Regions from separate parts of the Homo sapiens genome. Here regions 2 and 3 are each linked to region 1. A link is a loop called in an ENCODE intact Hi-C map of the cell type or tissue named here. Cell type or tissue: sigmoid colon. All regions are shown on one strand.

Region 1 (8,000 bases):
GAACTCTACCAAGGATAGCCACAAAAATAATCATGATCCAAAAGGAACATAGCTTACCATGCATGTGGACCTATATGTAGATATGAATATGTGTGTGTGTGTGTGTGTGTGTGTGTGTGTGTGTGTGTGTGTGTGTGTTTCTATGTAGGTCAAGAGTGATGTGAATTTGGGCAAGTTACCTGAACTCTCCAAGGGTGAGGTTCCTTATCTGTAAAATGGGGGTAGCAATGATGTTCTTGTGAGGATTAAATCAGGCAAAGTATATAAAAGCACTTCACCCATTGCCTGGCATATAATTACATTCAATGGGGGATGTAGGGAAGAGAGAGACAGAGAGAGAGCATGCAAGCTAGCACACTGGAGGATGGGCTACCAGATTCATTGTTCACTGTCTTAAACACACGCAACCTCCCCTCTCTTGCAGTTTGGGTTCTGGCATCTTTAACAGTTTCATGGGCAAATCACTTCAAACCTCCACAGGTGCTACTTCACCTGGGCAGCAGTTGCTCACCCCCTACCCCTTCCCCCTCCCCAATTTAACCACACTTGCTGTGTTCTCAAGGCTGCTGATACACAACAAACTAAGAAAGTTTTTAATAGTTACCAATCACAGTTTTCAAAATCCACTCATTTTTGCCCTTGTTTTTGGGTTTAAAAAATCCTGGCATTTTCCTCAGAATTGCTGAACTATTAGGTGTGTAGATGAACTTGTGTTTTCTTGCTCTCCTACTCCAATTTCTTAGACTCAGACATGGAAAAGCTTCTCTGGGTCTCAAGACATAATTTCCAGGGTGCGTGGTTCCGCTGGGTGTGCTGTCTGGTCAGTCTTACCGTTGTGGATTCCACACCCCCACCCCACTGCCCCAACACCTATTAAAGCTGAGCTGACGTAACTTCAGGATACATTTATTATTTCTTACCTTATCATTCACAATTAGTGCAAATGATTAGTTCTCTGCCTTGCTCTTTAAAAAGAAAAGTCTTCATGGAGTCATTTTATCTACTTGTGAACCACAATCTCGTTTTTTTTTGGATGCTCCTTTGAGACTATACATATTTAATTCCTTTAATATTTCATCATAGAGCAGTCCTTCAGAACCTCTTATTTTAGTTGTTCCTTTTACTTTGGCAAAAATATAAGACTAAAGAAGCTGCAAATCTTGTTTTCCTGCCTATTTAAACAGCATCTAGAAATCTGAAGTAATTGTCTCCTCTTATTTTAAAGGTTTTTTTTTAAAAAAAAAAAAACAGCATACTAAATATTGTGGCATGGAGTTGAAAGCTTTAGGTCTGCAGCATTTGAAATGCTCAAATCCTGTCTTTAAAGAACAGTATTTCCTCTTTGTGACTCAGTGCTGTTATCAATATACAAGGCTGATAGAGTAATTTCAAATTCACAACATTATATGTAGATATTCAAAGGAAAGAAAAAGAGCTTCATGTGACTTTGCTTAATGGGTTTACCTATAGTTGTAAATGTATACAGTAAGTGATCCATATTTGGGAATTATCATGTAACAATTATTTCTAATAATAATTGATATAATCTATTAGAACTTGTGAGAGGTTTCGATGTAAATAATTTACCTGCCTAGCAGAGAGAAGGGAAGGAGAGTAAGCAGGGGAAAATGTTTCTAAAATGTCCTATCATTGGAAGTAAATGATCATAAATGTTTTTGCGTTAAGTTAGGGTTTGGTTTTAATTTTCCCTTGAATTCTAATGTTCCTACACCTTCCAAATATATTTTAAATCTTCATTAAATAAATCACATTTTAATCACACACGGAGCTTAAAAGAGGTGATTCTATGACAGATATTCAGTATTAGCTAGTGAAGGAGAACATTGGTTGAAGGTACCTAAAACCACGTGCATAAGGAACAGTTTATTTCTTATTTGGTGATTTACTATTTCAAGTCATTTTTGTGTCAAAGCTATAAAAATCTCCAGTGCTAAAAAGTGTAAGAAGAAATGAGCTAGCAAAAAAAAAAAAGTCGGGGGAAAGTTAATTTTTAAACTTGCATTACTTTTATTTTCCTACTTTCTGTTATTTCAGAATGCATACTTGGAATGAATCCTTCTAGAGACGTCCACGGTATGTTAAATTCCAAGTTATATTTTTAAATAAAGTACACACCTTCATAGATGTGTATATGATTTTATATCTATGTATCTCTATGTATAACTTGTGATATAATTTAACCAAATAATTAAGGCTGTTTCTGCTGATTCCAATATACTTAAAAGCAGTTCTCCATATTGTAAATGTTATACCATATAAAATATTTCAATGAAAGCTTAAATGATACCCTCAGTTCTACAGCGTTTACCATAGGTGCATTCTGATGCTATTAAATGCCTCTATACAACTCTCTAAAAACAAAACAGAGCTTGGCTTCCCTCACAGCCCAGCTTATTACCTGTGTTATAGCAGTGGTAATGCAAGATTTTTATGAGAGTAAAATGTTTACTAAGCATTCCTAAATTTTAAAAAGATTAATTTTAAAATGTCCTCAGCTTGCTACTTGTGAGGTACACAATGGGTTTATGAAGTGAAAGTGAAATCATCACACATTAACCATAGCATCCCACAGAAACATTCAGATGGAGGAAGGATGTAATGGAAGAACTAAGGGCTCTCCTCCCCCCTCTCATAGTAATTAGATTTGAAAAGTGAAGTAATCTCAAAGCCACTTCAGAAGAAAAAAATGTTTAATTAAATTCCAATGTTCAAAACTGGATAGTGTGTATGGCAGGTGATTTGTACATACATGTTACTCTTCATCAAAATTGTTTTCCATCCCTGTGACATCAATACAAACTGCAGCTATTTGGTTCCAAACCATAGCAAGATACATTCTATTTTTTAAAATGTAAATGGTCATTTAAAATAGAAATAATTCTTTTAGACGTACTGCATTTTTACAAATGTGATTTTGGAAATATATTGCTCGCAAAGGGTAATTTTAAGAGAATTGTTGAGATTCTAATCCCATCTTTATGCATATTTTGGGGAGGCTTTTGAAAGAGCAAAAAGGTAAAAGATTTAGTTATCTTCTGAGACCACCTATAGTTCTTTACCTAAAGTTGTAGAAGAAAAACGTCAATGCACTGTTACTGTTTTCCAATGAAATTATTTTTCTTCCAACTAACCAAGCAGTACTTTTTAAATCCACTGCAGAAATGTACATTTCATTCCTGTTGTGAGCCGTTTTCAATTCTCCTCCCTCCCTCTCCCCGCAACAAAATTTGGAAAAATCTGTCACGTAGCATCCGCCCAACGTATCGCTTCGTTGTATTTTTTTTTTTTTTAATTTTGCATTATGACAAAAGTAAATTCTAGCATTACTCCAGGGAAACACTGGGAATGAACCTGGTAATGTTTCCTTTCCTTTCTCCCTTAGGCAAAGGAAGGGGAATTCTGTATTGTCGCTAAAATGAGCGCTCTTGGTGGAAAGGAATTCCTCACTTCGTACACGCTGTGGCTGTCCTTGAAAGTGCAGGCTCCGTAAAATGCCCGGCCGACTAAGGGGTTCCCTTTCCCCGGAGCCCCTGCCTCTTTCCATTCATTTTAGATCCTCAGTAAGGAAGGGCAGAGGTTGGTCTGTTTCTTCTTTTCAAGAGGGCACCGCGCTGCGCAGTTAACAGCCTGCGCCGCTCCGGGGAAACCCAAATGTCCCGCGATCCCATCGAGTCAAGGAGCAAAAGCTGTGATTGCTATCAGCTTTTTGTCGGGCTTCAAACTCGGGGTTTATCGGTTGAAACTCCTAGCTGAGCAGCTCCCACGACGCTGCCTCTGACGGCTAAACTCGGTGCATGCAAGGCTGGGACCAACTTTCCTTACTCGATAAAGGAACTTGACTCCCTCCTGGGAGACCGCAGCCCGAGTCCGACTCGCAGCCCCCGTCGCGGGGTTTAGGGTTTTAGGCAAGCGGCCCGAGACCCAGAGGAGCCTCCCTGGACCTTTCCGAGGGGCAAATCACCCGAGTCTGCTATTTCCCCTGGAGTCAAAAGCCTACTTTTGGAGCCGCCACACCCTCGTGCTCCCTCCCGCATCTCGGGGGTTCCGGGGGATGCACGTGGGGGTGGCCCCAGGAGCCCTGGGTGGGATCTCGGGGAAATGCATTGGAGACCAGGCGAAAAGGTTTCCCTTGCCCAGAACTTGCCTCTAGAGCGGGCCGCGTCCGAACCCGCAGGCAAAGGCGCTGCGGCCCCTGCGGGCGGGCGGGCGCGCGCGATGCACTCTTCTCAGGGACAGAGTTAGAAAGTGGACGTTTGGGCGGGGGGAGGGGGGGATTTACAACTGGAATTAGGCTTAAAAAAATCATTTTAAAAGAAAAATGTAGTAAGTTTTCTTTCCGAGACCCCAGGTCCATTAAAACAAAACTGAACTCGGGTGCTGGCAGTGCCCAGGGGGAGCGGAGGCGGAGAGGGTTGAGGCCGCGGGCCGCCCGCCTTAGCCCCCCGGAAGCCCGGGCTCCTGAAGCACAGATAGCCAAGAGCGGCCCGAGTCAAGCCCCAGGAACAGGGGCTTCGGGAAGAGACCCCGACCGGGCCGCACAGCGGGGAGGCCTGGTCCGAGAGTCCCCACCTGGCCGGCTGCGACTCTATATTGGAACCTCGGAAACGCGCCTTGGCCGTTCCAGCTCAAGTGGGCTCTGGGGCGGCTTCCTGTCTTTTATCCTCGAACGCTAGTTCTTCCCGGGCGACCCGAAGGCCACGAGGCGGGCCGCACAGCCCCGCGCCGTCGGGGGCGTTCCGGGAGCTCCGGGGACTGCGCGCGGCGTCCAGGGAGGGCGGCTGCTGCCCCCTGGCGTCCGCCAGAGCCCGCGGCGCGTCCCGACAGCTCCGCGCAGTCCGGGCCCGCCCGGGAAAGGCCTCCACGCCAGTCAACCCCGGCCCCCTCCTGCGTCCGGGCCCGCGGCAACGCCCGGGGACAGTCCCTGCGCGGCAGCGGCCACAGCACCCTAGCCCTGGGGGAGGGAGGAGCGGGCGTCAGGGGCCCCGTGAGGTCGGCGAGGGACCCCCGCGCCGGGGAGCTTAATTGAGGGGCTCCGCGGGGACCACAAAGCAGCCCGCGGTGGAACGGGGCCGGGATCCGGGGACTGGGTTGCAGCCCCGGGGTGGATGAGAGGCCCCGGGAGGTGCAGGGCCCGGCAGGGAGGGCGTGGAGGGACTCATGGTGACGGGAGCAGCCTCCGCTGGGAGGGAGCCCCGCCGGGCGGGGTCGGAGTTGGCAGCGCACGCCGGACCGGGGGCGGGGCCCTCCGAGCTCCGCGAAAATGCCCGCAGCACCGCGGGGACCGGCGCAGGGGGAAGCGGCCGCCCGCACGCGAAGCCGGGGTGGGTTCCGCACCTGGGGCCGCTCGAGCGCACGGGGGCGGGGAGAGGAGCGGGGGCCGCTTCCGGGGAGCCGGAGGGGAGACGCGGGGCCCGGGCAGGCTGTCCGGCTGCTGCGGGTGCCGGCGCTACAAGGCCCGGGAGCAAGCCGCGTGGCTGCTTTCAACTTTCCTTCCAGCCGCGCGTTCTTGGGGTCTTTCCTGACTAGGAAACTCTTCGCTGGCCGCTGACGCACGCAGCAAGTGAGACGCGCGGAGGGATCGAGCCGCGGCCCGGGCGCAGCGGTAAAAAACACCCATTACAGAAACCGACCCAAGGGAAGACGCTGAGAGCAAACGGCACGCGCGGACGCCGTCCGGCCTCATGCAAGGAATCAGCGCCGCTTCGCCGCAGCTGCCAGCCGGACGGTGCAGGAGCGCGGAGTGGCTCCCCCGGGCCCCGCGGCCAAATCGCACCCCCGCCCTGGAAGCGGAGGCCTGGCCCTGGGCGGCCGCGCAGGATCTGGGGCCGTCCGCGGGCTGCAGCCCGGTTCGGGAGCCTCGTGGCGGCCACTGCGCCTGCCTGCAGCGGCTCGCGGGGCCGGGCCTCTCCGGGTGCGGCGCGCCGGCCGGGTCCTCCTCGGGCCGGCGGGGCCTGCTTTCTTTTTCCAGGTCTCCGGACCGTGGCCACTCGCGGAGCCGCACAAGCCTGCGTGTGGCTGCGGAAAGGGGTCCGCACGCGGGCGGGGCCCCGGGCCAGCATGCAGGCTTGGATGCGGGGCGCGGGGGTGGCCTCCGACTCCCCGCCCGGGCTGCGTACAGTAGCGCGCGGCGCGGCGGCGGGGGCGCGCGGGCCAATTCCAGGAGCCGGCGGCGGCGAGCCGCGCCCTGGCTGATACCGGAAAGGCCTGTGATTGGCCGCCGGCCGCCCCTATGCAAACGAGCTGAGGGAATGGAATTCCTCCGGCCGGGCTTACAGTAAAAGCACGTTCATTTCCAGGCACTCTCATTCATAGAGCCAGCGGGCGCGGGCGGGACGGGCGCCCCGCGGCCGGACCCAGCCAGGGCACCACGCTGCCCGGCCCTGCGCCGCCAGGCACTTCTTTCCGGGGCTCCTAGGGACGCCAGAAGGAAGTCAACCTCTGCTGCTTCTCCTTGGCCTGCGTTGGACCTTCCTTTTTTTGTTGTTTTTTTTTGTTTTTCCCCTTTCTTCCTTTTGAATTAACTGGCTTCTTGGCTGGATGTTTTCAACTTCTTTCCTGGCTGCGAACTTTTCCCCAATTGTTTTCCTTTTACAACAGGGGGAGAAAGTGCTCTGTGGTCCGAGGCGAGCCGTGAAGTTGCGTGTGCGTGGCAGTGTGCGTGGCAGGATGTGCGTGCGTGTGTAACCCGAGCCGCCCGATCTGTTTCGATCTGCGCCGCGGAGCCCTCCCTCAAGGCCCGCTCCACCTGCTGCGGTTACGCGGCGCTCGTGGGTGTTCGTGCCTCGGAGCAGCTAACCGGCGGGTGCTGGGCGACGGTGGAGGAGTATCGTCTCGCTGCTGCCCGAGTCAGGGCTGAGTCACCCAGCTGATGTAGACAGTGGCTGCCTTCCGAAGAGTGCGTGTTTGCATGTGTGTGACTCTGCGGCTGCTCAACTCCCAACAAACCAGAGGACCAGCCACAAACTTAACCAACATCCCCAAACCCGAGTTCACAGATGTGGGAGAGCTGTAGAACCCTGAGTGTCATCGACTGGGCCTTCTTATGATTGTTGTTTTAAGATTAGCTGAAGATCTCTGAAACGCTGAATTTTCTGCACTGAGCGTTTTGACAGAATTCATTGAGAGAACAGAGAACATGACAAGTACTTCTAGCTCAGCACTGCTCCAACTACTGAAGCTGATTTTCAAGGCTACTTAAAAAAATCTGCAGCGTACATTAATGGATTTCTGTTGTGTTTAAATTCTCCACAGATTGTATTGTAAATATTTTATGAAGTAGAGCATATGTATATATTTATATATACGTGCACATACATTAGTAGCACTACCTTTGGAAGTCTCAGCTCTTGCTTTTCGGGACTGAAGCCAGTTTTGCATGATAAAAGTGGCCTTGTTACGGGAGATAATTGTGTTCTGTTGGGACTTTAGACAAAACTCACCTGCAAAAAACTGACAGGCATTAACTACTGGAACTTCCAAATAATGTGTTTGCTGATCGTTTTACTCTTCGCATAAATATTTTAGGAAGTGTATGAGAATTTTGCCTTCAGGAACTTTTCTAACAGCCAAAGACAGAACTTAACCTCTGCAAGCAAGATTCGTGGAAGATAGTCTCCACTTTTTAATGCACTAAGCAATCGGTTGCTAGGAGCCCATCCTGGGTCAGAGGCCGATCCGCAGAACCAGAACGTTTTCCCCTCCTGGACTGTTAGTAACTTAGTCTCCCTCCTCCCCTAACCACCCCCGCCCCCCCCCACCCCCCGCAGTAATAAAGGCCCCTGAACGTGTATGTTGGTCTCCCGGGAGCTGCTTGCTGAAGATCCGCGCCCCTGTCGCCGTCTGGTAGGAGCTGTTTGCAGGGTCCTAACTCAATCGGCTTGTTGTGATGCGTATCCCCGTAGATGCCAGCACGAGCCGCCGCTTCACGCCGCCTTCCACCGCGCTGAGCCCAGGCAAGATGAGCGAGGCGTTGCCGCTGG
Region 2 (8,000 bases), 730 kb before region 1:
TGGTAGATTTAGATTCCATATATGAATAACAAAAGAAATGCCAATTAAGGAGGAGGAATTAGTAATATTTTTTGGTGGTTTAAAAGTGAATATCTATGTTTTATGCATGTTTAGGTCAAATATATCCCTTGCACAAAATAAGTATGTCTACCTCACTCGAGGAAACTTGATATAAATTCATACACTGTATTAGTCCATTCTCACATTGCTAATAAAGATGTACCCAAGACTGGGTTATTTATAACGCAAAGAGGTTTAATTAACTCAGAGTTCAGCATGGCTGGGGAGGCCTCAGGAAACTTATAATCATGGCAGAAGGGGAAGCAAACAGGTCTTTCTTCACATTGCCGCAGTAAGGAGAAGAGTGAGAACCAGGTGACTGGGGAAGCCCCTTATAAAACCATCACTCACTATCATGAGAACAACATGGGAGTAACTGCCCCCATGATTCAATTACCTCCCACTGGGTCCCTCCCATGACGTGGGGATTATGGGAACTACATTTCAAGATGAGATTTGGGTGGGGACACAGTCAAACCATATCACACACTCTTAGAGGCATGTGGCTGTATGTGTATGTCACTCCTTGGCATGTTTTCCTTTTGGCCAATAGACTCCTGGAATCTTTTCTATTTTCTCAAAACATGTCTTTCTCTTCTGAGCATTAACTTAATAGTTTTGTGATGCAATAAAACTCAAAACAACTTTAACCTGTATCTTTGCTATAAATCAATAAATGTATTACACAAATATTTTTGGTGTAATATTTGTGTAAACACATATTTTTGGTGTAATATTTGTGTAAACACAAATATTAGTGTTTTAGAAATGAATACATGTTACTCATTTATGCCAATGTGAGGGTACAAGTAATCTAATTAATAACATGCATTTATCTAAACTTGCCAGCTGATAGGAAATGATCTATTTTACAAAATAAGTTAGTCTCAGTGTTCTGAACATTGAGTCTCATGTCTGGCTTTTACATGTAGGACTAAAATAGAAAGTTTAAAATCATGATTTAACTTACAGTTTTTAAAATTTTATTTTTAAATTGACAAATAATAAATTATGCATATTCATGGGGTACATAGTGATGTTTTGATATATATACTGTATGTAATCAGATCAGAGTAAGTGGCATATCCATCATCTCAAACATTTATCACTTACAGATTTTTTTTAAATCATAGGAAGCTAAGCATAACAGTCTGACTTTGCCTTAAATGATGACATGGTACATGAATATTTTTGAGCTTGCATTACCCTGCAAAGCTGGATAGACATGAGTGTTGTCCCCATTGCTGGGTTTCTTGCAGGAGCATCATTGTGGTCAGAAATAAACAAAGGAAAGAAGGTAATTAGAGTAGTGAATCTCTTTTGTGAAGTAGACTTTGTTTAATAAGTGAGGATAATCTCAGACAAAAGTTAGAAGGAGGCCATTAAACTCCTGTTGCTTAAATAACCATTATCCTGGAATAAACAATCATTCCAGAATGAAAGCAAAATAAGAGAAGATTTCAAACAAATATTAGATGAATTTACTGCTACTAGATCCTCACTGAAATAACTCTAATGAGTGTATTATACTTAGGGAAAAGTAACACAGTAAGAATGGGAAATACAGGGGAAACTGTAGATGAGGCTGTAAGAGGAACAGGCGAATTGTTAAGGGCCATCCCATTTGGGATTTCAACTTGATCTTTATAGCAAAGACTATAGAATGTTTTTAATTGTGGAAGAGTCAGTCGCACTGCTCACTGAATAATGGTTGGCAGGCAGTGAGATAAGGAGGAAGAAAGACTGGTTAAGTGGATGTAAAGGTTATCCATGCAGGAAATGATGATGACATCTCCCAGGCAGTGGAGATGGATTCTAGAGGTGTGGAGTCAGACCCAGAGGGTTTACAGATATTGTCAGGATGACTGGATAAGAGGGTTGAGGCTATGACAGTTGTAAGGATGACTCAAGTCTTTCCCTTGAGTTCTTGGTGGTAGCATTTACTGGATTGAGAAGAAGAAAGGGTTTGGAGGAAGTGGTTCGCTTTTGAACACATTGAATTTCAGAGGCTTGTAAGACAGGCAAGCAGAGATGGGCTTCATAAAACCCCAATAAGTTGGTGTTATTAGATGATTTAGAATGCTTCAGTATGCTGGTTGTATGGTGACCCCTCTCTCTCTTAAATTATATTCTTCCAACTACTAGTGAAGTTCACAACTTTCATTTGTTTATCAGCCATTCTGGTTTGCTGTTTTGTCAATTGCCCATGAACTGCCTTTGCCAGATGCTGTAGATTGTTTATTTAGCCAACACTTTTCTCCTTTCATTTTTGTGAAAAGTGACCCAATTTAGTTAAAGTGTGAAGAGACAATGTGCTAAGAAAGGAAGACAGGTCTTCCTCATTGTGGATGAACAATGATTGATGGTCATCAGACTCATTTATTTTATTTTATTTTATTTTTTAATTGACAAATAATAATTGTACATATCCATGAGGCACATGGTGATGTTTCAATGCATATAATATATAATCATCAGATCAGGGTAATTAGCATATCCATCATCTCAAACAGTTATCATTTCTTTGTGTTGGTAACATTCAATATCCTCCTTCTAGTTATTTGAAACTGTATATTATTGTCAACAATAGTCATCCTACAGGGGTATAGAACACTAGAACTTATTTCTCCTATCTAGCCATAATTTTGTGTCCTTCAACAAATCTCTCCCTATTCCTTGCTTCCCCAGACCTATTTCTGACCAAGAAGACCTAAGAGAAAGTCTCTTTTGTAGCTATTTGTGTTGCTCACGTCTTCTCCAGTATTTGGCTTCTAGATTTCACTCTGTTTATGGTGCCACACAGAGATTTCAAATTTTAATATAGCAAAAAAGTGTATCACTCTTTTCTTTGTTATGTGTCATTTCTGTGCCTTGGTTTAGAAATGCTTCTCTGCCTTGGAGTTCTAAAACAAATCTCTATTTTTCTTCCATAAATGTTAAATTTAGAAAACCTTTTCAAATTCATCTGGAATTTATTTTTTTGTAACTGGAATGAAAGAAAGTTGTTTTTTTCCAAATGGATAGTCAGTCAACCCAGAACCATTTTTTGAATAGTTCATTCTTTCCCCACTGGTTTATATGACCTTCTGCCATATGTGAAATGCACATGCATATGTTGGTCTGTTGTTAATCTCTCTAATCAGTTCATCTGAGCTATTCCTTTACCTCTATTTCTTTGCTCTGATAAGTTGTAGGTTCTCTTGAATTTTCTAAGTAAATAATCATATAGCCTACAAATAATGACAATTTTATTTCTTCCTTTCTGATGATTATATCAATTATTTTTTTGCCATGCCATGTCATGCTGGCTAGGATCTCTGGAACAATGTCATTTAGTTTTATTTTTTTTAATAGAGATGAAGTCTCCCTATATTACCCAGTCTGGTCTTGAACCGATGAGCTCAAGTGATCTTCTCATCTTGACCTTCTGGTACAATGTTAAATAGAAGAAGCTAGAGTAGGCATTCTCGTTTTGTTCCTGACTTGCTTTGTTGCCTTTAGGAGAATGCTTCTAATTCTTGACTATTTTGTATAATTTGGATAGATTCCATCCATCATATTAAGTGAATTCTTTCCATTCTTAACTTGTTTAGGATACTTGTTTTGTTACCATGCAAGACGTTGAATTTTGCCTTTGTGCTTTTTTTGCATCTATTGTGGTGATCATATAGCTTTTCTCCTGTAATGGGCTGTGAATTATATTTGGAGATTTTTCTAATGTTAACCTAATCCTGTATTGCTGAGATAAATCATACATGGCCATCATGTATTTATTTAAGTCTTATGGATTTAGGTTACCAATATTTTATTTAGGATTTTTGCATTTCTAGTCATAAGATAGATTGATTATTAGCCTATAGTAAATTTTTCTTTTAATGTCCTTGTTTTGGTTCCTAGGTTATATCAGTGTCATAAATTGAGGTAGGGAGCTTTCCCTGGAATAATTTGTGTGAAAGAGAACAGTTTGTGGAATATACCTGCAACGTTATTTGGTTCTTCACACTCTGTCTTTAGTGTTAAGGACAGGATGGGCCAAGGAACCTGCTGTATTATCAGTGGAGGCTTGGTCCTCAATCCACAGCTGATCTTCTGTCTTTGGGATCTAGGCTGGGCTATGAGGATCCCATTTTTCACTTTTTTGCAGATGCTCTTGGCCTTGGGCTCCATTGCCCCATCAAGGCCCAATCAAACACAGACTTAAGACCATTTCATTGTTCTGGTTGAAGGATTTTCAAGAAACCAAGTAACTAAAGTGAGAGGTAACCTAAAGAACATACATGGACGTAAGAGATTTTGATGTGTATTTTCTACCAACCCCAGTAGGGAAATTGGAAGCTTCTACCATAGTTATAAGATGTAATTAACCTGCTGAATAAAACCTTGTCTTCATTTTTCCCTGGGTTTCCATTTTGCAGAAAATTTGGGAAAAAAATCCAATTTTCAGAGCCTATTAAAAAAAAAAAACTAAGTCACGTATTCATTTTTTTTTATCTTGGGAAAAAATGTCTCTATCAGAATTCAGGCTCTCACGGGCATAGGCCCTGTTTATTCCTCTTTGAATTCCTAACATCGAGCACAATGTCTGGTGTGGCACAGGTACTTAGTAAGCGACTGTGTGTTTGAGGATGTTTGTTGTCCAAATTACTTACAACATTGATGTCAAAATCAGGCCAGGCAATGAATATCCTATTTTCAAGGGAGAAAACTAATTTTATTTCTGTTTGAAACTGAAAGTTCTTAAACAAACAAGCAAAATGATGAAAAATTAAGGTGATTGAGAACATTGTTAATACATACTATTTTATCACTTACGCAATATGTAAGCTTCTAATATTAAATGCTCTTTGCTTGTATTCACTGCCTGCATTTCTTATCTTGGCCTTTTGGTGTCATTCTGAGATTAATCTGAAAAGCATATTAAGCAAGGGTGAAATTATTTCCCTGGCTTTGGGTCTTTCTTCCGTCTCTGATTTGAAGTGAAGCTTATTGTGCCCGAAGTGAAGTTTATTTTGCCCGCAGTGAAGCTTACATAACTATCTTTTTCAATGTTGTCCTAACTTTGTGCCTTATGTGATTGGGAAACTTTTAAGTGTAGAGAGCACCAGTGGTAGTAAAATAAGCCCTTTTTTATAGGTAGTCTAGAAAGAGCTTTTTCTGAAATACTTTTTATTACCATGTATGAGAAATTTTAGTGAAAGCAAAACCAAGGTTCTTAAGCCATACTGGGATCTGATTTGTTTTCAATGATCTGTGAAATAGAGGTAACCGCTTTCCATGGGGCTGCAGAGATGATGAACCTCCTAATGCTTCGTCTTTCTGTTCTGCACATGGTCTGGTCACCTATGAATAAGTATGAAAATGCTTCGGACTTGAAGCCCATCGCCAATCCCAGTGCCAGACGTGTGTTTGCTCTTCCCGTTCAACTTGCAAAAGATTACGTGTCTCAACAACTTTTCTCTTTTCCATCATTAATTATGTTTTTCCTTCATTCATCATTTTAAGGCATATGCTTAATAAGATAGACTTTTTTATGCTGTAATAAATAAATTCATAAACAAATAAAATATAAATATTGACCTATAGGGTCACAAGTGAGAAGCAAAAGTTATGAACTCATTGTATTTGGCTGTTATTATGTACACTGTGTATATACCCATTACTATATACCCCGGAAGTTCACAGTTCCTCATTCCTGTAGGCTGCATTCATTCTCAGGAAGGGGAGCTGGACTTGTCTCCTGAATCTTTAAACAACAACACAATCTGAGATAATCATTGTATTAACTCTATTGCTCATGGTATGTCTGCCACTTGCTGGGTACTTGAGTGGTTCAACTTCAAATTTTGTGGCTACAAAGACACAGGAGATCCATTTCTCAAAATATTCCATTTTAATTCTGATCCTATCTGAGCAATATAATAAAGTTTTAAAATAAACTTTCTTAGAAAATTATTTTTTTAATGTAAGCCAAATTAAAATTTCATCCTGCAATTGGCTGCTTTCCATGATGTGAGGTCAATGAGTTTAGTTAAGAACTGTGATGGATCTGAGATCTTCCCCATACTTAGAAGCTAATGAGTTGGCCTGCCACATGCCATGGATGCTGGCAGATGGTGTGAGACCATTATATCAGAGACAAAGGCCTCTATTCCTTTCAGCGCAACAGGCAGCATGAGCATTACTGTGTTGGTTCTCCTTGCCCCCCTAGTCCCATGGTCATGGTACAATGGGGCCTAGATTTTGCTTACACAATCAGTGGGTGGGAACTTTGTACTTAGGGAACCCAAGTCTCATATAATGGGCAGTAAGCATGCCTGCTCTTCATTCCAGAGGGAGGTATTATCTCTATGTTCCAAAGCTGTTTTTCTATACAGACATCCTTGACAAGGTAGTCCAGAACAAAGGCTGGTCAGTGACTCATTTGCAAGATGTGTCATTGAACAATAGGGTAGAATATGCTTTCAGAGCTGTCCTGCCCTAAGGGGAGAAAAGCTGAGTATTTGTCCTCCAACTCCCACTCATTCTGGGCTGAGAGCTGCTCCAGGGACATTAACTTTCCAGCACCTCCAGCCTCCCAGTGGTACACTGTAAGGGTGAATTCCATGAGGGAGGAGGTTGGGAGTTGTCTGTGTTTATATAGCAGGTAAAGAGTATCGCGTCTGACTGTGATATGGACCGTGAGTGCGTGGGGACACTGTTGTAACACTGATGCTATCTGCCACACTCCCCAGTTTTAGTCTCCTCCCCTCTGTTGCAGTAAGAGAAGGACATGACATTTGGGAGGGGCCAGGGATGGAATGATATGGTTTGCATTTGTGTCCCTGCCCAACTCCTATGTCAAATTGTAATCCCCAGTGCTGGAGGTGGGGCCTGGTGGGAGGTGATCGGATCGTGGGAGCAGTTTCTCATGGTTTAGCACAATCTTCTAGGTGCTATTCTCGTGATAGTGAGTGCGGGAATTATGAGATCCTGTGGTTTAAAAGTGTGTAGCACCTCTGCCTTCTCTCTCTTCTTCCTCCTTTGGCCATGCAAAGTACCTTGTTTCCCCTGTGGCTTCCACCATTGTTGTAAGTTTCCTGAGGCCTCCCAAGAATCAGAAGCTTCTATGATTCCTGTACAGCCGGCAGAACCATTAGCCAGTTAAACCTCTTTTCTTTATAAATTACCCAGTCTCAGATATTTCTTTATAGCAGTGTGAGAACAAACTAAGATACCCTCCCAATATCACACATATCTTTTTCCCCTTTAAATCCACTGTTGATTTGTTTGGTCTATCAGAAATGCCCATAGACCTTACATAGCCTGGGTGATATTTTCAAATTTTCTTCATGTCATTCCTCTTAACTAGCTCACTGTCCAACTGCATACCTGTAAGAGAGTGGGCAGGGGGAAGGAGCAAAATACCAAATTCAAAGAAGTCAACTTAGCTACTTATTAATATCTGTGAAAATATTAAGAGCAAAAAATGGGAACTAATTGCTCACATTTGTGTTTTAAAATAACTGTGTCTTTTGTTCCCAATCTCCGTGACCTAAGCCTTGGAAAATCAAGAGTTGGTCCTCAATCAGAGTGTGTCAACAATTATTTTAAGAACAAATTGAGGAAATGTAGGCACAAGTCTTTCATCACCTTTTCACCATGGTTAGATGTATTTGCTCCCTCTCTGACAGTCCCTTCACTTTCAAGCTCTCCAACTGCTTTAGAATCCAGGGTGAAAAATGAAACTTAGTTCCTGCTTTTAAGAAAATGAGAGAATGCACATGACATATTGACAGGTACATTTCCTGGGAGCATAAAAGTATTGAGGATTTTGAGGGAAAAAAACATGCAATCTTGGCCAGTGAGAAGTCCACTAATTCAGAATCGGGGATAAATTTAAAATGCTGGTGAAGTGCATTTATATATTAGGGCTTGAAGCGGGGGAAGGGTTTGCCAAGCAA
Region 3 (8,000 bases), 430 kb before region 1:
CATGAGAATGGTTACTGTGATTTCCAGGCCCTGGAAGTCCCACCTGCACACAAGTATTTTTCTCACTGCCTTGGCAAGGTGAAACTTACATTCTTGACTGTAATTTCCCCCCAGAAAAGGCTCTGATAAAAAAGAGTAATGCCTGGGATATGTATGGGTTTATAGAAAGCCTCCCCAAAAGCACATGTTACCACCTGCCCTGTGATTGTGTTCTGGAGTGAGTGCATGGTCTCTTCCCAGCACAGATCACAGTCAAGTTGATTACCAGATGTAAAGGTTTACCCGGTCTAGCCAAGGTAAGATAAACCAGAAGGCTGACCTTGGGGAGGTCATGGCACTTGGAGGCAGAGACTTGGCCTCAGGGCACTGAAATGGGCACCAGGAGGTTTAACATGGAGGAGGGCAGCCAGGTCAGCCCAGACCTGATGGGTGTGTAGAGCAAGAAACTACAATGTCAAATTCTCAGCTACAGCTTCATGATTTGCTTTTGTGATTTGCATACAGTGTCTACATGCATGCAAGAGCATACCTAGGATTGAACATGGACAGTAAAGTGTATTGTGCTCATTCTCAATTTATTATAATGAGAGAAAAAAGGCATCCAGATTGTAAAGGGATTTTCTCCTGTTCTCTTGACCTGAGATAAAAACCAAGTTCCCCAGGCTTCAATACAATGATGCCAGCTGCCTACACTCCTTGTATTGTTAAAGTTCTCCTATGAGGAAACTCCCCTAGGCCACTAAGTGATGGAGAAAGTGCAAGCATCTCTGTTTAGGGCTGTGACTGTGCTTCTTGGCAGGCCAGCCTAGACTTAGAATCGTAGCCCAGTGGAAGGGCAACAGGTAAGATAACAATTGCACAGTTCACATTGGGATGTGGAAATCATACGTGCTCAGCCAATCCTGCACTTTCACCCCAGCCACTCTTTTATGGGATCTTGGATGCTCAGGGCTGTTTGTGTAATTGCTTCTTGTAAATGAGCTCCTACTCCATAACACTTTACAGTAAACCACTCTCCTTTGCCATCTGGTATCCAGTTGTTTTAACTGGGTTTCCAGTATTTGCATCAGTCATTTACAAGAACCTTTTTAACCTTTACAAAATAAAATAATTGAAATCTATCCTTTCAACTTCACATTTGTTTCAGAAAGGCTTTGAAATCAAGGCACAGAGGGGATGAAAGACAGGAGGATGTGAAAAGAAAAGGGCTTGGCTTTTCTCCCTCTGAGATGATCAGAAAGGGTGCCTTGGAGGTGCAGAGTCCTGCGCTGGAGAGGGTTATTGCCTCCATTATGGGCTCGTCTCTGTGGAAAATCTCTCCCCTGCCATGGTGAGTGGAGAGGCAGAAGAGCTGGGGAAAGACGTGCTCTTCCTTGACCCTGGGTCCTGGGTCTGCAAATCTTCTCTGTGTATAAACTGCATCCCTCCACACCTGCCCCACACTGCCCATGATTCTTCATTTCTCACTTTGTTTCTTTCTCTTGCTTAAACCATGAGTTCCTGCCTTGCTCAGATGGAGAGGAAAGGAAGAGAAATCCACACGTGTGTATGGTGCTGATTCTTTTCAGCCATGAAGAGGACTGGGACCTCTTACCAGATAAAGTGGGTGGATTTTATCTGCATCCTCCAAGCAGCACAGAAGTGAAAATATCTCAGTTGCAGATAACGGCATAGTTCAAAAGAATTTGACATTTTGACTATCTGGCCACTTTGTGTCTTTCTCTCTCCAGTTCTAATCACTTTAAATGACATGGAGGCTTCTAGAAGCCCAAGTAAAGGGGAGCTTTAATTTAAGAAATCCTCTCCATGGCTTCCCTTGCTCCTGTCTCTGTATGCAGGTTTCCCATCCTCCACTCTTTTCACCTTGAGTGGTTCTCTCTCCCATTCATCCCTTACCCACTCCCTTTTTCTGAGCAAAACTTGGGAGCTCCATCAGCCCCCTCCCCACACGTCATGATGAAGGTCTAGTTGCTGGCTCAGCAGATGAAGTGTCCCACCTCCTTAGAAGGCTGGGGTAGGGGTAGTGATACAGATACACAGAACTGAATACTCTTCAACCTAGTGGAAGAGAACAGGACCAAGACAAAGATCTGGTTGTTGCGAGGGGTCTGTGGTCTAGCGGGTTGCTGCCAGAACTCTACCTGGGGCGTGTATGGTCACGTTCACATCATACTATATTTGAGACTTTAGTTCAGAGCTGCCCCTATAACTTTCTCAGTGCTGATGGGCCACTTATTAACCCTGTTCCGTTAGGTGAGAGGTGAGGATACGCTTCCTCAAAAACCTTGGTTTTCAATTTGTTTCCTCATCTCTTGCTTTTCAGTGTCTTTCTTTGTCATATACATATTCCTGGCTTTTTAAAGCCACACAAGAAAATATATCTTTATGCCCAAAGAGAAACTTTGGGTGGGAACTGTTGATGGGTTTGAGTAAGAGTTTGTGTTGTTGTGTTGCTGTTGATTTCTGTTACCGTAACTAAACAATGCTTCACTCACGGTATTTCCTAGTGGTATTTTCTAAACCAAGAAGGTAGAGACTGGTTCTTAAGTTTGAAACCATGGGTTTCGTGGGTGGGACCCTGCTGAGGGTTAACTAAATATTGTATTCTAAAGAAAACACAGGGTTCATGTAGAAAGAGGATTCTATCACTGAAGCAAACACAGAGAAGAGCCACCCAGGAGGACTGGGTCCCCTCAGAGACTGCGGTTTAAGCCAATAGTCTCTGGCAAATGCATTCCTAAGTAATGAGTTTCATCCACATTAGTGCCCAGAACATTCAGAATATTCTGTGAGGCAGGCAAGGCAGTTCTGGAGAAAAGTTGCATAGCTTTCATCCGCTCACCAAAGGGGCCTGTAAGGACGACTGTGGCACGAAAGAGTTTCATTAGTTCTCAGTTTGAGTCACATAATCATAAAGTGGCATCAGGGAAAATTAGGATTAGTAGCCCTGATGGCAAAGGCTGATCTAGAAAAACTGTGTTTACGGAAGAGTTGTGGGATTCGACAGCATATTCATCTGGCACTTTCACAGGGTGCCGTATCTTTATTCAGTCAAGCACCTACTGTGTTATAGCCGTGCACTTATTTGAGGAAACAGCTTTCTGTGCACATGCTTGGCAGTTCGCCTGCTGAGGCACCTTCCTGCTGTAGGCTGGGTGTGACTCCCCTTTAAGGAGGGAATAGATCCGAAATGAATCGGAGCCTGTGCTGAAGCCGATGTCCAGTGTAAGCAGAGCAGGCCTGGATTTTTACCGCTTGGTGTTCCAAGGCTACATTTTGCTGAGAAATATTAAGTGTAACCAAATATTACAGGGAACACACTGTTCCTGCTATATTTCCAGGGCATCTGATCAATGGGAAAAATGAGAAGTAGAAATAAACAGAAGGGACAGGGAACTGAGCAGGCAATTGGGCTCAAAGGCAAACCGAGTAAAACAGAGGAAATGATTTTCAAAGTAAATACAGATAACTGGGGAAAGAAAGATGAATACTAAGCAGAGAAGAAATGTCTGACTGTCTTACTCCAGCCTGGGTTGGGCCAGGGAGCATGGTGGGGCCGTGCTGAGAATTTTCATCTGGGGCCTGGTCTCTCAGTAAGTCCAGCTGTCAGAGGCAATGCCAGGAACAGGCGAGATGAAACACAGTCACGGCAAGGGGTGCAACCTCCAAGAGAAAACCCAGTGCAGCGGGAGCTAAGAGGCTGCTGCCAGCAGCCCAGGCAGCCACGTGGGCCTGCAGGACTTTATTTGAAGAAAACACGGGGTTCATGGAGGACGTGGATCTTGTCATTGAAGTAAACTCGAAGAAGATCCACCCAAGAGGATCGAGTCCCCCTGGGAACTTTGCAGTTTCAGCCAATAGTTTCTGCCACGGGAGTTTTGTGCACGTTAGCTCCTGGAACACTTAGAATAGTCAGTGATGTGGGGTGCATGTGTGGGTCTTAAGCCTCCTCCATAAAGCAGATGTTCTCAGCCTCAGTGCTGTTGATACTGGGGTCAGATCATTCTTTGTGGTGGGGGCCCTGTTGCTATCCATTGCACAATGTTGAGCAGCATCCTTGGCTTCTGCCCACTGGTTGTATAGCGCTCCCCCACCCCACCTCCACTATATCCATCCAAAATGTATCCTGATATTGCCAAATGTGCCCCGGGGCGGGGGGCAGGGTACAATCACTCCCTGTTGGGAAACACGGCTATAGATGAAGAAACTAAAACCGAGAAAGTGTCCGTGGCACAAGTAACTGATGCAAAGCCACACCTGGAACCCACTAACTACAGAACTTTGAAGGCACCTTGGCCTTTTTCTGTAACTGCATTCTCAGCTGAAGAGGAATAGCTATGTAGAGTTCAGTTTTTGTAGTCAGATTCCTGGGTTCAAAGCTGGGCTCCACACTTAACTTGCTATCTGTGTGAACCTGGCTGTTACTCCATTTCTTTGTGTCTCAGTGTCTTCATCTGTAAAACAGCTTCGATGCTAACAGTATCCACCTTACAGGGTATGAGGTGAGTCAAACAAGGTAGGCCAAGCAAAGAGTGTGGTGCCAAGCCTTCTTGCTATGTGGGAAGTTCTTGATAATGGCTTGGGCCCGTCTTGACTGCATACTATGTTCTCTAATGAACACTTTTTAGTTTCCTTTGCTGATGTGGTTCCCTTTATCTGCAATACCCTTCCACCAACTTCTTTATATGGCCAACTTTTTCCTGCCCAGCAAGAAGCTGTTTAAATGTCATCTCTACAAAGGCTAAGGGCTCCTATGCTCTGTCCCCTTAGCAGCCCCCAAAGCACTGTATGCATTCAAATGTCTGTGTTTATGTCTCTCTTCCCAGCTAGACCTACTATGAGCAAGTAGGCCAAGGACCCTATGTAATAAACTACAATTCTCCTGTGACGCTCAGTGAATGGATAGGATCTTGACAGGTAGAAATGCGAACGGAGGGTAGCCTGCTGGGTTGAGAGAGTCTTAAGAGGTGAATGGTGGAGACACCAGAGAGCAAAAGAGATGCTCGGAAAATTCCGAGAGCTCGGCGTAAGGCATGAGTATCAGTGGGTCTCCTAGAGAGATCTCGCTCAGGTCACTTACCAGCCATATACCTTTGATGGGGGTAGGGTGTTTGGAGTGGGATGGGTTGGGGAGTGGCTTGATCAGAACTGTCATAGAGAGATTAGACTGGCAATACTTTGCAGTATACACTGGACTAGACAAAGTCTGGGGCAGGGAAAGATTAGTTAAGCAACTGCAGGAGAGAGTTCATGGAAGCAGAACTATAAACACAACTGTAAAACGCCTTTGAGTTAATCAAATTGTGACTATCAGAAGAATGGTGGCAAATGATCCATCGTTGATTGATTGGGAGAGATGAAAGAGAGGAAGAGCTCTCAAAAGTGGTCTGAGTGTTTTGGGGTATAAGAAGTTTGTGTTGCTGTTGAGGATCATTGCATGAGAGAGTGGAGATATCAAGGAACGTTCTTGAGTCTTCTCTGGATATTTTTGAAAATAGAGATGACCCTCCCCAGTCAGAGGTTACAAGTGACCCGGCTGAAGGTAGGAGTGGGGCATGTAGGGCTGGGGGTGGAAAGGGTGGCAGAGATGGACAAATGTACTTGTGCCTTTATCCTGGCAGTAGGAGTCATTTCTCACATTTTGAACTAGAAATCCCAAATAATGTCTCAGACCAGTTAGGTTTTATTTTCAAGGAGACATTTTGAACTTAAGGAGAGATGTTTGAGGACTTCTTGGAGAAACCAGACTCAATTGCAGAACAAAGAGACCCAGCACCTTGAATCATTTCAGGAGGAAGAGGCTATAAATACCTGTTTACGTAGATCCCTGCAGTCCTGAAACTTACACATATCCCAGATGTGAGACCATGTCTCGGTCGCCTTCTGACCTTAGGTATAAAGAAAGTATAGCTCAGGCTTTAATTCTGCCTCTCTTAAGTCACAGCCACATTTTCATCTTTGAGTCTCATAAACATTTGTCAGATTAAGGAATAAATTCAAATTCTCCTTACCTGGTCTGGTTTCAGAAGCCTGGGTCTGAGGCTGGGATCAGAGGCTGCTCTGGGTGGCATGCTGCAGCTCAAAACCAACAGAGAGGCCTCACTCCAGAGACGGCCTCTGGCATCTTCATAGGTTCAGGGAAACTGGTAAGTAGCTAAGGAAAGAAAACAAAGGAGATCTGAACTCTGAAGTCAATGCTTACCGTCTTCCCCTCTTCAAGTGTGGCTGAGGTCTGGCCGGGCAGGAGCCTGGTGCAATCTCTGTGGAGTCCTGCAGGAGTGAGTAAATGAGCCGCTGGCCTGGTGCTAAGCCCTTTGCCCTCACCTGGGCTTTCAGAAATGGAGCTGATGTCCTGAATTATTGATGCCTGCTTAAGTAAACAGTTGCAGAAAATAGGAGGAACCCCCTCCCCTCCCCTCACCACGAGGAAAAAAAGAGGAGGAAGGAAGCACTTATTTCAGGGATGGTAGCAAACGTAGAATACTCATGGAAGACCTGGGCCAAACATGTACTGCACATGGAGCCTCGTTTACAGCTTCCTGCCTAGAGATCCTCTCATTTTTGCTCCTGAAATTAAGACTATAAGTAATGAACTGGAAGATATCACAAATTAGATACTCTAAGCTAATGCCAAAAAACACATAGTACTGATATTTACAAATAACATGCATGGAAACTCTTTACAAAAGAAAACAAAGAAGAAAAAGGGAAAAGAGCAACTCACGCTGTCTTCTGGCCTGATCGGATGAGGGAAGGAGGGTGGCCCCTTGCCAGGAACCCTGAAAAACGGCTCCAGGGCAAGGAAAAAGATGAATGAAAGCAGTAGACAGAAAACAATGACTCTCCGTGGTGGCAGGTGATGGGTAAGACAGAAACAATTGATCAGGTTTATCTTTGCATTTTTACCTACTTGCTGCACACTTTTAACGCATAAATTTGGGAAGACTGTGCAGTAAAATGGTAGTGCTACCTTCTCCATGGTGGTGAGACCTGCCTCTCAGAGGACTCCGTAATTCCGGGGTGAGCTACCACTATGCGGTTTATTGCCTTCCAAGTGGGCCCAGCAGAAGGCTCAATGCTCATATTATGATTTATCCATTCAACCAACATGTCTGGAGAGCCTACTGTGCACCAGGCACATGCCGTGTTGCACGAACTGAGATGAATAAATCGTGTTTAAGGAGTTCACAGTCTGGTCATAAGAGCAATTGAGAATATACGGCTGTTGGCTTAAGTACCTCCATTTACTTTGAGTAAGGAGAGTTAATTGAACACTCTTTGCACTTCCCCACAGCTCTTACCAAGTCTTTGGAGGTTTCAGACCATTGCTGCTGCCAAGTGCAGCCCACCAGGGACAGATCCTATGTTTAAAAGAATAGTTTTGTATTTCCTCCATAGAGTTGGTTAGCAAATGATATTCAAAGAGGTGGGGTTATGCAAATAAAAATGAGATGTTAAATGAAGAGAACGATACACACCAGCAAGCACAGAGACAGTCCTTTGTTCCTTCAACAAATAGTTTTGAGTACTCATATGTAAGATAGTGGACTAGGTGCTAACCCTGAAAGAGGGTACAAGAAGATGTTTATGAGGCCCAAGTCATCTAGTGGTTCTCCATGCAATACAGAAGACCAAGTTCAATCAGATTTCAGGCAGTGTGCTAAATGCTGCATATGCAGATGGCATGTAGAGTCAGTGCTGTAAGGTTTCCAAGCCTAGGCAAATTATATCCGGCCACAACAATCAGGGAAGACTTTGCCAAGGGGGACGATAACTTCTGAGAGCACTGAAGGGTAAGGTGGAATTTTGAAAGTGAAAATGAGAGGGAAGAGCATCCCAAGCCGAGGCAGGAGAAGTGGGGAGGGACGTGGGAAGCCGAACAGGAAGGACAGCAGGAATAGCCTTGGAGACACTAATTCCAATTTCACTGACACATAGTGGGGCGTGGCCACATCTCCATGCCGACAGCTCTCAGCCTGCTCCAAGCTGGCATCACCATC

What was found. Peaks named below come from ENCODE experiments on the same cell type or tissue, not always from the same donor. Only the 100,000 strongest peaks of a DNase experiment are listed, where the experiment ranks them.
Region 2: a loop joins it to region 1, with 6 times the contacts of the local background. A loop is called at or near these places in 23 of 110 quality-filtered maps.
Region 3: a loop joins it to region 1, with 8 times the contacts of the local background. A loop is called at or near these places in 4 of 110 quality-filtered maps.

The regions. Positions count from the first base shown.
Region 1 is chr21:34,887,019-34,895,018 of GRCh38, reverse strand. It overlaps RUNX1 (RUNX family transcription factor 1), which reads left to right. Exons shown (of 9, transcript NM_001754.5): 3 at 2,056-2,094; 4 at 7,923-8,000. Among named protein-coding and RNA genes, the nearest start is that of RUNX1-AS1, 55 kb to the right of the region's middle. RefSeq lists silencers at 4,692-5,491, 5,792-6,471 and enhancers at 6,632-6,681, 6,952-7,011, 7,142-7,231, 7,818-7,957, 7,968-8,000 and 1 more. In sigmoid colon, a CTCF peak has its summit at 4,818 (motif pointing left); DNase peaks (open chromatin) are centred at 4,818, 5,178, 6,248, 6,868 and 3 weaker places; H3K4me3 peaks cover 4,576 bases; H3K27ac peaks cover 4,085 bases; H3K27me3 peaks cover 5,213 bases.
Region 2 is chr21:35,613,286-35,621,285 of GRCh38, reverse strand. No RefSeq gene overlaps it. Among named protein-coding and RNA genes, the nearest start is that of MIR802, 100 kb to the left of the region's middle. In sigmoid colon, a CTCF peak has its summit at 4,960; no DNase peak of the experiment used is centred here.
Region 3 is chr21:35,319,772-35,327,771 of GRCh38, reverse strand. No RefSeq gene overlaps it. Among named protein-coding and RNA genes, the nearest start is that of RUNX1, 270 kb to the right of the region's middle. In sigmoid colon, no CTCF peak of the experiment used is centred here; DNase peaks (open chromatin) are centred at 3,181, 3,621 and 4,044; H3K27ac peaks cover 657 bases.